Regions from separate parts of the Homo sapiens genome. Here region 1 is linked to region 2. A link is a contact called in ENCODE Hi-C or POLR2A ChIA-PET data. All regions are on one chromosome and are shown on one strand. Each heading gives the region's core, a stretch centred on a gene start or an enhancer-like site at or near the end of the contact. The rest is flanking DNA. Distances are from core to core; before and after follow the strand shown.

Region 1 (6,430 bases), core at 3,483-5,982, 870 kb after region 2:
TATCAGCTGGTTCCTAATGGCAGTCAGGCTCTTGCCAATCTCAGCATCACACTGTGATTAAGAGCCCAGTGCTACATCTCCGTGCCGGCTTTTCATCTGTAACATGAAACTATACCTACCCCATAGAGTGTTACAATCATGAAATCAGTTAATAAGTGTAAAATTATTTAAGTTCCCAATACATCGTCAATACTCGGAAATTGTTATTATTACCTCCAGCTTTCGCTTTCTTTTGTGTCCTTTGTTCCCTGATGATTTCTCAGAAGTAACTCAATAAATTTGCCCTCCATACAAATCTCCATTCTCTTAGTCTAGTGATAAAATCCGAGGGTTGGTTGAGAAGGACAGAGAGCAACCTTGGAAAATGTGTTTGTATGACCAGCGCGGTTTCACAGGTTAAGTCATCTTCCCCTCCCGACACTTTTTTCAGGCTGGGTCTCGCTCTGTTTCCCAGGCTGGAGTGAAACAGCACAATCATAGCTCACTGCAGCCAGCCTAAACCTCCAGGGCTCAAGCAATCCTCCCAGCTTAGCCTCCCAAATAGCTGGGACAATAGGCCCTCGTCACAACTGCTGGCTAATTTTTTCGTATTTTGGAGCTCTCACTTTGTTGCTCAGGCTGGTCTGGAACTCCTGGGCTCCAGTGATCTTCCCGCCTCAGCTTCCCAAAGTGCAGAGATTACAGGCGTGAGCCACCGCGCCCTGCCTGGACACTTTAGAAATGGTGTTTTGGGCTGGGTTTAGGAGCTTTGAACTTTGGGGTTAGCCTGACCTCTAGTGGGCAAACAGAAAACAGTACAAAGCTGGCGGGAGATGCTCAAATGTGGCAAAGCGAAGTCCCCGCCCTGGCAGGACGCTTTATTGAGTAGCTGTTATTGACAGCTTACTAGATGTTGAATTTAAGCACCTCATTGAAGTCCACACAGATTGTAAGTGGCAGGGTTGGGGTCTCCCAAGCCTGTCTGGCCTCAGAGCCTTCTTGTTTATCCACAAGGCACAGCGCCTGGCTGGAGAAAACCATCACGTTGCATCCAGACAGGTGACCCAGTGGATAAAGCCCTTCCCTTACATCATTGAAACAACACACACATCCTGTGACAAAGGTTATTACACCCACTTCTTACACCTAGAAGCTGCAGTGCTCAACAGCCTAGCCCAAAGTCATACTCCGTCCTTCATTCAATGCTAATTTATCACTCAGTCTTCAGCATAGTGCTGGACACTGGAAATAAATGGAAAGCAAAACACACAAGATCCCTACCCTGCCCGCAAAAGGCTTGGAGATTAATCAGTTGCTACCAGAACTGAGGTCCCCGTTGCCCAGGCAAATGATCTTTTTGCTATGACACTAGGAATGCCAGCTGATTTTCTGGGTGGCTAGTTTTTGGTTTATTTGCTTGTTGTTGTTTTTTTGTTTGTGTTTTTGGTTTTTTTGAGACAGACTCTTGCTGTGTCACCCAAGCTGGAGTGCTGTGGTGTGATCTCAGCTCACTGCAACCTCTGTCTCCTGGGTTCAAGCGATTCTCGTGCCTCAGCCTCCCAAGTAGCTGAGACTACAGGCACCCACCACCATGCCTGGCTAATTTTTATTAGACGGGATTTCACCATGTTGGCCAGGCTGGTCTCAATCTCCTGACCTCAAGTGATCCACCTGCCTCAGGTGTCCCAAAGTACTGGGATTACAGTTGTGAGCCACTGCACCTGGCCTGGTCTTCTTACCTGGACTAGAAATTCAGCAAAGATGGGGATACTAGGGCTTAATTTTCTTTTACTCTATCCACAGATCCAGAGCCTGAGTCCAGTTCTGCCTGACTCCAAATTTCACCTTTTTTTCCCTTTTCTTTTCTTTTTTTTTTTTTTTTAATGAGACAAGGTCTTGCTCTGTCACCCAAGCTGGAGTGCAGTGGCACGATTATGACTCACTGCAGCCTCAATCTCCCAGGCTCAAGCAATCCACCCACCTCAGCCTTCCAAGAAGTTGAGACTATAGGCGCACACCACGCCTGGCTAATTTTTTTTATTTTTCATTTTTTAAAAATGTTTTGTAAAGATGGGGTTTCACTGTGTTGCCCAGGCTGATCTTGAACTCCTGGGCTCAAACAACCCTCCCATCTTGGCCTTCCAAAGTGCTAGGATCACAGGCATGAGTCACTGAGCCCTCTTTTCTTTTCCCTTAATTTTTATCTTAAGGACGGGATCTTGCTCTGTTGCCGAGACTAGAGTGCAGTGGCACAATCATAGCTCACTGCAGCCTCAGACTCTTGGCCTCAACCAATCCTCCTGTCTCAGCCTCTCACGTAGCTGGAACTATAGGCACAAATCACCACGCAATCTCACACTTTTAACCACTGCACTATAATACTTTGTCCCTGACTTCTGGGCACTGTTGTTTGATCTACAAAGTTCCATGTGGTTCCATGTACTTACATATGCGTTGTTGGTCTGCGAGTTGGTTTCCTGAGATAATTTTTTTTTTTTTAGACGAAGTCACTCTGTCACCCAGGCTGTAGTGCAGTGGCACGATCTCAGTTCACTGCAACCTCCACCTCCCGGGTTCAAGGGATTCTCCTGCCTCAGCCTCCTGAGTAGCTGGGACTACAGCAATGTGCCGCCCCACCCAGCTACATTTTGTAAAGTTAGTGGAGACGATGTTTCACTATGTTGGTCAGGCTGCTCTTGAACTCCTGACCTCAGGTGATCTGCCCACCTCGGCTTCCCAAAGTGCTGGGATTACAGGCGTGAGCCCCCTCCCACCTGGCCCCTGAGATAAGGATTAAAGTGCAAATCATTTATCTGAGAATTGACCCCAGGAAGCACTGTGGGGGAATGGGGAAGTATATTAGTCTGCTAAAGCTGCCAAAACAAAATGCCATAGACTGGGTGGCTTAAACAACAGGAATATACTTTCTCACAGTTCTGGAGGCTGGAAGTTCAAGATCAAAGTGCTGGCAGGGTTGGTTTCCTCAGAGGCCTCTCTCCTTGGCTGCAGGTGGCTGACCTCCTGCTGCCTTTTCACATGGTTGTCTGTCTGTGCAGCAGATGCCTGGTGTCTCTCGGTGTCCTAATCTCCTCTGTTAAGTACAACCGTCGGATTGGATTAGGGCCCACCCTTACAGCCTCATTTTAGCTTATTAACCTCTTGAAAAGCCCTATTTCCAAATGCAGTCACGTTCTGAAGCACTGGGGGTTGAGACTTCAACATGTGAATTGGGAGGGGAGCACACAGTTCAGTCCCTAACAGGAAGTAAGACGGGAGGGAAAGACACAATGAAAGGGCATTTGACTAAGTAGGTTACTGCTGTGGGGAACCGGGGCTGATCCCACTGGGTACATCTGAGACAGTTTAGGACACTCTCTCATGCCTGTAATCCCAGGACTTTGGGAGGCCGAGGCGGGCGGATCACAAGGTCAGGAGTTTGAGACCAGCCTGGTCAACATAGTGAAACCCCATCTCTACTAAAAATACGAAAATTTAGCCAGGCGTGGTGGCGTGTGCCTGTAGTCCCAGCTACTCAGGAGGCTGAGGCAGGAGACTCACTTGAACCTGGGAGACAGAGGTTGCAGTGAGCAGAGATTGCACCATTGCACTCCAGCCAGGGCAACAGTGCGGGACTCTGTCTCAAGAAAAAAAAAAAAAAACACTCTCAAGCTAAGTGTGATGGCTCACGCTTGTAATCCCAGCACTTGGGGAAGCCTAAACGGGCGGATCCCTTGAGTCCAGGAGTTCAAGTCTAGCTTGGGCAACATAGAGAGCCCTCATCTCTACCAAAAGAAAATGAAGAAATAAGGCTAGTGCAGTGGCACTCACCTGTAGTCCCGTCTACTCTAGAGGCTGAGGTGGGAGGATCGCTTGAGCCCAGGAGGTCAAGATTGCAATGAGCTGTGATTGCACCACCGTACTCCAGCCTGGGCCACAGAGAAAGACCTTGTCTAAAAAATAAATAAATAAAAATAAAATAAACACTCTCAGGGTGATCCTTCCCTGCTGAGGAACAAGGAGTGGGGTGTTTATCTTTCATTGCCCATCTGTGTTGTCAATGGCTGCTTCCAGGACATTAGCTCCCCAGCACTCACAGTCTAAGAGAAAGTATTCGGGCTGACAGATGCAGCTGCTCACAGCAGGATGCAGTCAGCATGAAAAGGGACAGTGAGTGCGTGAGGATTTGGGTGGGGCACTGACTGTCTTGCTATGCCACCCCATAAACCCCCTAAGTCCATCAGATTCTTTTTTTTTGAAATAGGATCTTGCCCTATCACCCAGGCTGGAGTGCAGTGGCCCAATTGTAGCTCACTGCAACCTTGACCTCCTGGGCTCAAGTGATTCTCCCACCTCAGCTTCCCAAGTAGCTGAGACTACATTTGTGCACCACCATGCCTCACTAACTTATTTAAATTATTTTTTGTAGAGACAGGGCCTCACGATGTTGCCCAGGCTGGTCTTGAACTCCTGGCCTCAAGTGATCCTCCTGCCTTGGCCTCTCGAAGTGCTGGGATTACAGGCATATGCCACAATGCTCAGCCTACCTGATTCTTATGTTATGGTACCTGGCTCTGAGCCAACTCTAGTTTGTTTCAACAGCAGATCTTTAAGTGATTTTTCTACCAATTGTATGTGCCAACAAATTGCCAAGTCAAGTCAGAGCATTTCCATTACAGCCTGCTTGGTTTCCTGTTTTAGCTACTCTTTCCATCCCAGAGCGGGAGCAATTTCACTGTCTCACATTCCAGCTCAAGCTTATGAGTCAGGACTCTTTGGGCCCAGTGCAGTGGCTCACGCCTGTAATCCCAGCACTTTAGAAGGCTGAGGCAGGCAGTTCACCTGAGGTCAGGAGTTTGAGAACAGCCTGGCCAACACGGTGAAATCCCATCTCTACTAAAAATACAAAAATTAGCCAGGCATGGTGGCATGTTTCTGTGGTCCCAGCTATTCAGGAGGCTGAGGCAGGGGAATTGCTTGAACCCAGGAGGCAGAGGTTGAAGTGAGCTGAGATTGTGCCATTGCACTCCAACCTGGGTGACAGAGCAAAACTCCATCTCAGAAAAGAAGAAAGAAAGAAAGAGAGAGAGAGAGAAAGAGAGAGAGAAAAAAAGAAAGAAAGAAAGAAAGAAAGAAAGAAAGAAAGAAAGAAAGAAAGAAAGAAAGAAAGAAAGAGAAAGAAAGAAAGAAAGAAAGAAAGAAAGAAAGAGGGAAAGAAAAAGAAGGGAAGAAAGGGAAGGGAAGAAAGGGAAGGAAGGGAAGGAGAAAAAGACAAAGAAAAAGAAAATCAGGACTCCTTGGTTCCAAGTTGCAGAACCTCAGTACAAATTGGCTTAAAAATAGAGAGGGTGGGTTTATAGGCTCAAGTTACTGAATATGCCAGGCACTACTGGATTGGGTGTCCAAAAAAGTAGCTTTGGGAATGTGTCCTTTTAAACCCCTTAGTTCAGTTTTTCTGTGCTGGCTTCTATGGAAGGCAGGCTGTCGCTATGAAGTGGCACAGATGACCCCAAGCAGCCCCAGGTCTACATCCCATGGATACCTCTACCAGTTAAGATGCCTTTTGGAGACTCATAACCAAAAAGCTGACTCAACAAGACAGACAGCACCCAGAGACAGAGTCCAGAGGTGGGCTGAGCTTTCAGCTCAGTTGATTCATCTGCACCAAGATGAATCTTTATTCTGTCTCTTTACTCTGCCCATTCACAGCACTGGCTTCATCCTCGATCTGGCTTAAATGTATTAAAGCATCCTTTTCAGAAGCTCCTAGCAAGACTTTCCTTGCACCTCTTGGCCCAAATTGATTTTAACTTGTCCACCCTTGAACTAGTCACTGCCAAGAAAATGGATTATTATGATTAACTTAAGATAATTATCTGGGGGTAATGAATTTTAGAGAGTCGACCACTATGACCACCAAGAGATGTGTCTTTCTTAATATTTTCTTAATATTTTCTCTGGCTTACTATATTGTAAAAATATAGTATATGATATATTTACCATACAAAATACGTATTCATCAACTGCCTATGTTATTGATAAGATTTCCAGTCAACAGTGGGCTATTAGTATTAATAGTTAAGTTTTGGGGAAGTCATAAGATAACATTTGCATTTTCAACTGCATGGAGGGTTGGTGCCCCAAACCTTCATGTTGTCCAAGGGTCAACTGTATATAAATTATGTTTTGTTTATTTTTTTAGAAGACTACTCTTCTTCTTCTGGTTCACATTCTCTCATGACACGCTTGACTCTTATGGGTTCCAGCGGAGTCATGGGTCCATCCATGAACCATGGCAGTGACTCTGACTGGCCAGGATTGGGTCCTACTCCTAACCCTGGAACCAGGGGACTGTGCTCAGCACCGCTAAAGCTGCATGGACTGAGAGTCAGTGAGGAGTAGCTCTTCAAAGAAAAAAAAAAAGTTCTTAAAGCAGAAAAAAAATGAAAACAGG
Region 2 (6,610 bases), core at 1-2,500:
GGATTATCTTGTTTACTTATAAATGATCTTTCTCACCTCCACCAGAAGGTAAGCCAGGATAAGAATAACATCAGCACAAGCTGGAAACATCCTAAAAGTCTATCAGTAAAGTACAGTCTAAAGAAGCAAGGGCACTTCCAAGGCCAGGTGCAGTGGCGGGTTCGTGTAATCCCAGCTACTCGGGAGGCTGAGGCAGGAGAGTCGCTTGATCCCAGGAAGCGGAGGTTGCAGTGAGCCGAGATCGCGCCACTGCACCCCAGCATGGGTGGCAGAGTGAGACTCTGTCTCAAAAAAGAAGAAAAACAGAAAAGGAAGAAAAAAGAAACAAAACGAGGGCACTTCCAAACTACAACATACTGTCTAGAACTTAAAAAAGAAAGCAAGGTAGATAAACATGTCCTGACAGGAAAGCTAAACGGAACCTGCAGAACCATTCAGATCATACCATTTATGAACATTCCCTTCTCCAAAAAATATACATAGGATTCCTTTTTGGTGGTTAGGGATACGCCCCTCCTCCACCACCCACATTAACACACGAAAGGACCTGGAAGTACCAGACTTAAAAGATTTACTTGAGGCCGTCCGGGGGGAGAAGTAAAGATTGAGGGTGTGGGAGGGGGGAGGAGCAAGGGTGTCGATACAGCTTTATCTACAAACTGTTACACATTGTATTAATGCGCTGCTACTGTAATGAAATTTGTTCTTTAAACGCCACCACGTGAGCACCACGCTATTTCCACATTTTCATTTTCTGTGCCCCCTCAGCCCTAAGAGGAGGGGGTGGTCAGATGATACTGCTGCCCTCGGACTGCCGAGGACACAAAGCCAGGCCTAAAACCCTGGGAAAGCGGGGTCAGAGTCCTGCGTCCGCCCTTCCCGCACCCCCGGCACCTTTTCCTTCTCCTCACAGCTGAGGGGCTTCCCGGGAGGCTCGTCCATCGGGCAGGCGACAGAACGAAAAGAGCAGCCGTCGCCGACCCCAGGCCTGCCGACACCGGGACCCAGTTGGCCCTGGGCCGGGGAGGCGCCCCAGGAAGGAATGGGGAGCCCGGGATCGCACCCTCAGTGCGCGATCAGCTGACCCACGCGGGCCAAGCGCGCCCTAAACTCCGGCCAATTAAATCCACCATTCGGCCTGCGCACGCGCAGCCGTAGACGGCCGAGCAGTGGAGCGAGGCCGCCTAAAGGAGAGCCGCGCTGTCGATGAGTCCCAGTGGGCCACCTGGAGCGGAAGTGGAGGAGCGGCCGGAAGTAGCCGGAATCTCTGAAAGACTGACCGACTGACTCTGACAGGATCCGGGGCTGAGGGAAGGAGGCGGCGGCCATGGAGTTGGGCGAGCTGCTCTACAACAAGTCTGAGTACATCGAGACGGTGCGCGGGTCCAGATATGTATCCTCCTCTTTCCAACCCTGCGTCCCTTTGAGGCCTGGTCGGCGTTCCCAACCTGCCCCTACCCCACCAACCCCTGTCCCTTTGGCCATTAGTCCCGGATTATCTAGCGATGCCCCGTGTACCGTCTGGCTTTGCTGTTTACTCCGCGCTTGGCCAGTTGAGGCCTTTTGTATTTATTCCTGATTTTCTCATAGGGGTAAAGTGCCTTCGGGAGGATAGGACAAGTCCCATCCTGTTCATACGAATTACAGCTCGGACTTCGGGCCCTTTTACACTGCCTTTTGTATCTGTTAACTTGCGCTAAAAACGATTCGGTTCTTTTTTTTTGAGGAAGGGGGTTGGGGGGCGGAGACTCTGTCGCCCAGTCCTGAGGGCCGCGGCGCGATCTCTGCTCACTGCAACCTCCGCCTCCCGGGTTCAAGCGATTCTCCTGCCTCAGCGTCTCGAGTAGCTGGGATTACAGGCGCCCGCCACCACGCCCGGCTAATTTTTGTATTTTTTGGTAGAGACGGGGTTTCACCGTGTTGGCCAGGCAGGTCCCTAACTCTTGACCTCAGGTGATCGACCCGCCTCGGCCTCCCAAAGTGCTGGCATTACAGGCGTGAGCCACCGCACCCTGCCGATTTGGTTCTTTATGATCAGTACATGATATGTTTGTAAAATCTTGGAAACAGGGCAAGTGGTCAATTAACGTTACTATCGTTATTTTGGTTTTCTTTGCTTTCTCACAACTCTGATACTCATAGTCATTATCCTCGTTTTAAGGCCGTAAAGCCCACGCGTGGAAGTGGGATTTGAATCCGCGTCTGTCTGATGCCACCAAGCTATAGACATTCAAATTATGAGTTTATTCCTTGAGTCCCTAGTTTCCTTTGTGTTTTTATTTTTTGAGACAGGTTCTCACTCTGTTGCCCAGGCTGGAGTGCAGTGGCACAATCACAGCTCATTGCAGCCTCGGCCTTCCAGGCTCAAGCGATCCTCTAGCCTCAGCCTTCTGAGGAGCTGGGACTACAGACACGCGCCACCATGCCCGGCTAATTAAAAAATTTTTTTTTTGTTGAGAAGGGGTCTCACTATGTTGCCTAGGCTGGTCTTGAGCTCCTGTCCTCAAGGGATCCGTCTGCCTCAGCCTCTCAAAGTGCTGAGATTACAGGCATGAGCCACCATACTCAGCCATAGTTTCCTAATCCATCATTGCTTTTTTGATATCCTGGACTCACTCCATTGTGGACAGCACCCCACTTTATGTTTTTTTCTCTCAAATGGGAGCTTTCTTGATGGAAACCTGTAGTCCAGAAACCTATTAAGTTTGCTTTCCCCGGTTTTCCGTTGTTTTCTTTTAGGCATCTGGGAACAAAGTCAGTCGCCAGTCAGTGTTGTGTGGAAGCCAGAACATCGTTCTCAATGGCAAGGTAAGGGACAAAGCCAGCTCCAGGCTGCAAACCTTAGCTTGCGTTCTGCTAATTGTCACCACAGCAGGGCAGATAAAATGTTGCCATATCTCCTATTTATTGTTTACATTTTTAATTCTCTTGTTTTTAAATTTTTTATTTTGTAAATTGGATCTCCTTTTTGTTTTTTTTTTGTTTCGGTTTTTTTTGAGACAGTCTCACTCTGTCGCCCAGGCTGGAGTGCAGTGGCCCCATCTCAGGTCGCTGCAACCTCCGTCTCCCAGGTTCAACCAGTTCTCCTGCCTCAGCCTCCCGAGTAGCTGGGATTACAGGCAGCTGCCACCAAGCCCGGCTAATATTTTGTATTTTTAGTAGAGACAGGGTTTCATCATGTTGGCCAGGCTGGTCTTGAACTCCTGCCCTCAAGTGATCCACCCACCTCGGCCTCCCAAAGTGCTGGGATTATAGGTGTGAGCCACTGCACCCAGCCTAAGTTGGATCTCTTGAATGCAAAAAGGTTCAATAAGAGGCAACAGAAAACCTTTTTTCTTTTATGCCAGGAACAAAATACAGTGGTACCTAGAACCAACATTATTTTATGATATAGTGTGCATTAAACTACTGGGCACAAAGTGTAACAGGTAATGAAATATTTGAAGGTAGAAACTAAAGTAATACTTATAAAATTATCTCTTTAGTAAAAATTAATAATTCACTATTAACTGAAACTCTTAAAACGAATGTGACAATTGGAAAAGATATTAAAGTATGAGACAAATATGCAAAGTGGAATCTGAAAGCCTGAGAATCTTGTAATCCAAATAAATTACAATAGCAAAGAGACGAGTATAAACTTGGAAGAGAAAATATCACAGGGTATATTTGAGCTTGACAAACAGTGAAGTTCACAGTTGTTTTCCTGCCATCTGGAACACTCAATTTTGAAATTAATTTTTCTTTAAATATTACATCTCTAACTTCCAGAAGGAAAATAGTCTCCTTATAACCAAGAGATCACAAATATTTTCAGTAGAAGATAATTAGTCTCCATTAAGCCTGTCATACCAAGGAATTAAGTGGAAAAGAAATATAATTCAGTAATTGCTGCTCAGACATACTGTTTCTTTTTTTTCCTTTTTTGTTGAGACAGAGTATTGCTCTGTCACCCAGGTCGGAGTACAGTGGCGCGATCTTGGCTCACTGCAACTTCCACCTCCTGGCATCAGGTGATTCTCCTGCCTCAGCCTCCAGAGTAGCTGGGATTACAGGCTCCCGCCATCATGCCCACCTAATTTTTTTTTTTTTTTTTTTTTTTTGAGATGGAGTCTCGCCCTGTTGCCCAGGTTGGAGTGCAGTGGTGCGATTTTGGCTCACTGTAAGCTCCGCCTCCCAGGCTCACGCCATTCTCCTGCCTCAGCCTCCTGAGTAGCTAGGACTACAGGCACCCACCACCATGCCCAGCTAATTTTTTGTATTTTTATCAGAGATGGGGTTTCACCGTGTTAGCCAGGATGGTCTCAATCTCCTGACCTCGTGATCCACCTGCCTTGTCCTCCGAAAGTGCTGGGATTACAGGCGTGAGCCACCGCGCCTGGCCTAATTTTTGTATTTTTAGTAGAGACAGGGTTTCACCATATTGGCCAGGCTGGTCTTGAACTCCTCACCTCAGATGATCCATCCACTTCAGCCTCCCAAAGTGCTGGGATTACAGGCATGAGCCACCACGCCCAGCCCAAGATTTTTTTTCTTATGGTGAACTATGTATAACAATTTGCCATTTTAACAATTTTTTAAAAATTTTTATTATTTGAGACAGTTGCCCAGGCTGGAGTGAAGCGGCGCCATCTCAGTCGCCACAACCTCCGCCTCTTGGCTTCAAGGATTCTCATGCCTCAGCCTCCTGTGTAGCTGGGACTACAGGTGCACGCCACTACACTGGGCTAATTTTTGTATTTTTAGTAGAGGCAGGGTTTTGCCACGTTGGCCAGGCTGGTCTCAAACTCTTGGCCTCAAGTGATCCACCTGCCTTGGCCTCTCAAAGTACTGGGATTACAAGTGTGAGCCACTGCACCCAGCCTAACTATATATATATATATATATATATATATATATATATATATATATATATATATATATTTTTTTTTTTTTTAATACGCAGTTTTGCTCTTGTTGCCCAGGCTGGAGTGCAATGGCACGATCTCGGCTCACCACAACCTCCGCCTCCCAGGTTCAAGTGATTCTCCTGCCTCAGACTCCCCAGTTACAGGCATGTGCCACCATGCCCAGCTAATTTTATATTTTTAATAGAGGCGGGGTTTCTCCATGTTGATCAGGCTGGTCTCGAACTCCCGACCTCAGGTGATCTGCCCTCCTTGGCCTTCCAAAGTGCTGGAATTACAGGCATGAGCCACTGCGCCCAGCCTTACCAATTTTTAAGTGTACAATTAGTTGCATTAATTACATTCACAATGTTGTGCAACCATCTCCACTATCCATTTCCAAAATTTTTTCATCACCCCAAATAAAAACTCTACACATTAAGGAATACACGCCCATTCCCTACTTCCTTCCATTGCTGATAGCCTGAATCTACTTTCTGTCTCTATGAATTTGCCTATTCTGGATATTTCATATAAGTGGAATCATACAATATTTGTCCTTTTTGTCTGGCTTATTTCACTTAGTGTAAGGTTTTCAAGGTTCATCCTTGTTAAAGCACATCAGAACTTCATTCCTTTCCATAGCAGAGTAATACTCCATTGTATGTATATGCCACATTTCGTATAGGCACTTGGATTGTTTCTACCCTTTGGCTATTGGGAATAATGCTGCAGTGAACACTGATGTGCAAGTATCTGTTTGTGTCCCTGTCTTCAGTTTTTTTGAGTATATACCTAGGAGTGTATATACTCAATACTTGATTTGGCAATGTTTGGTATATACAAAAGAGCGTGATTGCTGGGACAAATGGTGAGTCTATGTTTAACTTTTTGGGAAACTGACAAATTTTTTTCCAAAATGGCTGCACCATTTTACGTTTCCACCAGCATTGTGCAGGGTTCCAATTTCTCCACATCTTTACCAACACTAGTTATTTTCTGGTTTTTTTTGGATTATGGCCATCCAAGGGAGTATAAAATGGTATCTCATAGTGGTTTTGATTTGTATTTCCTTAATGACTAATGATATTGAACATCTTTGAATGTTGCTTGTTGGTCATCTGTACATCTTCTTTAGAGAAATGTCTGTTCAGTCCTTTGCCTATTTTTATATTGTGTTGTCTTTTTCTTATTGAGTTCTAGGAGTTCTTTATGCATTCTGGATATTAAACACTTATCAGATATATGATTTGCAAATGCTTTCTTCCTTTCTGTAGATTTTGTGCATCCCTTTGATGCACAAAAGTTTTTAATTTTGAAGTCTGGTTTATCTGTTTTTTCTTCTGTTGCTTGTGTTTTTGGTGTCATATTAAGAATCCAAACTTATGGCCATGAAGATTTACTGCCGTGTTTTCTTCTAAGAGCGTTAATGGTCTTAGTGCTGTGTTTAGGTCATTGATCCATTTTGAGTTAATTTTTTTTTTTGTTTTTTGAGACGGAGTTTCCCTCTTGTCATCCAGGCTGGAGTGCAGTGGTGCAATCTCGGCTCACTGCAACCTCCGCCTCCTGGGTTCAAGTGATTCTCCTCTCTCAGCCTCCCAAGTAGCTGGGATTACAGGCATGCGCCACCATGCCTGACTAATTTTGTATTTTTAGTAGAGACAGGGTTTCTCCATATTGGTCAGGCTGGTCTCAAACTCCCGACCTCAGGTGATCTGCCAGCC

The links. A loop is a pair of places that touch in the nucleus more often than their neighbours do. ChIA-PET counts read pairs that join two places held with the same protein, here RNA polymerase II (POLR2A). Pooled maps may share reads with other maps.
Region 1: a loop to region 2 is called in a pooled map, with 2.8 times the contacts of the local background. The contact joins the enhancer-like site here to the promoter of DCTN5 in region 2. A Hi-C loop is called at or near these places in 5 of 50 pooled maps. POLR2A ChIA-PET finds 5 or more read pairs at or near these places in 2 of 52 experiments (AG04449 and MCF 10A).

The regions. Positions count from the first base shown.
Region 1 is chr16:24,504,164-24,510,593 of GRCh38, forward strand. No RefSeq gene overlaps it. Among named protein-coding and RNA genes, the nearest start is that of RBBP6, 32 kb to the right of the region's middle. Within about 2 kb of position 4,733, at least 2 of the 41 ENCODE cell types and tissues checked have a DNase peak (open chromatin) inside an H3K27ac peak, as active enhancers do.
Region 2 is chr16:23,640,216-23,646,825 of GRCh38, forward strand. It overlaps DCTN5 (dynactin subunit 5), which reads left to right and starts at 1,251. Exons shown (of 6, transcript NM_032486.4): 1 at 1,251-1,375; 2 at 2,740-2,808. The coding sequence starts at 1,328. It overlaps PALB2 (partner and localizer of BRCA2), which reads right to left and starts at 1,095. Exons shown (of 13, transcript NM_024675.4): 1 at 895-1,095. The coding sequence starts at 942. RefSeq lists a silencer at 162-396 and an enhancer at 1,524-2,313.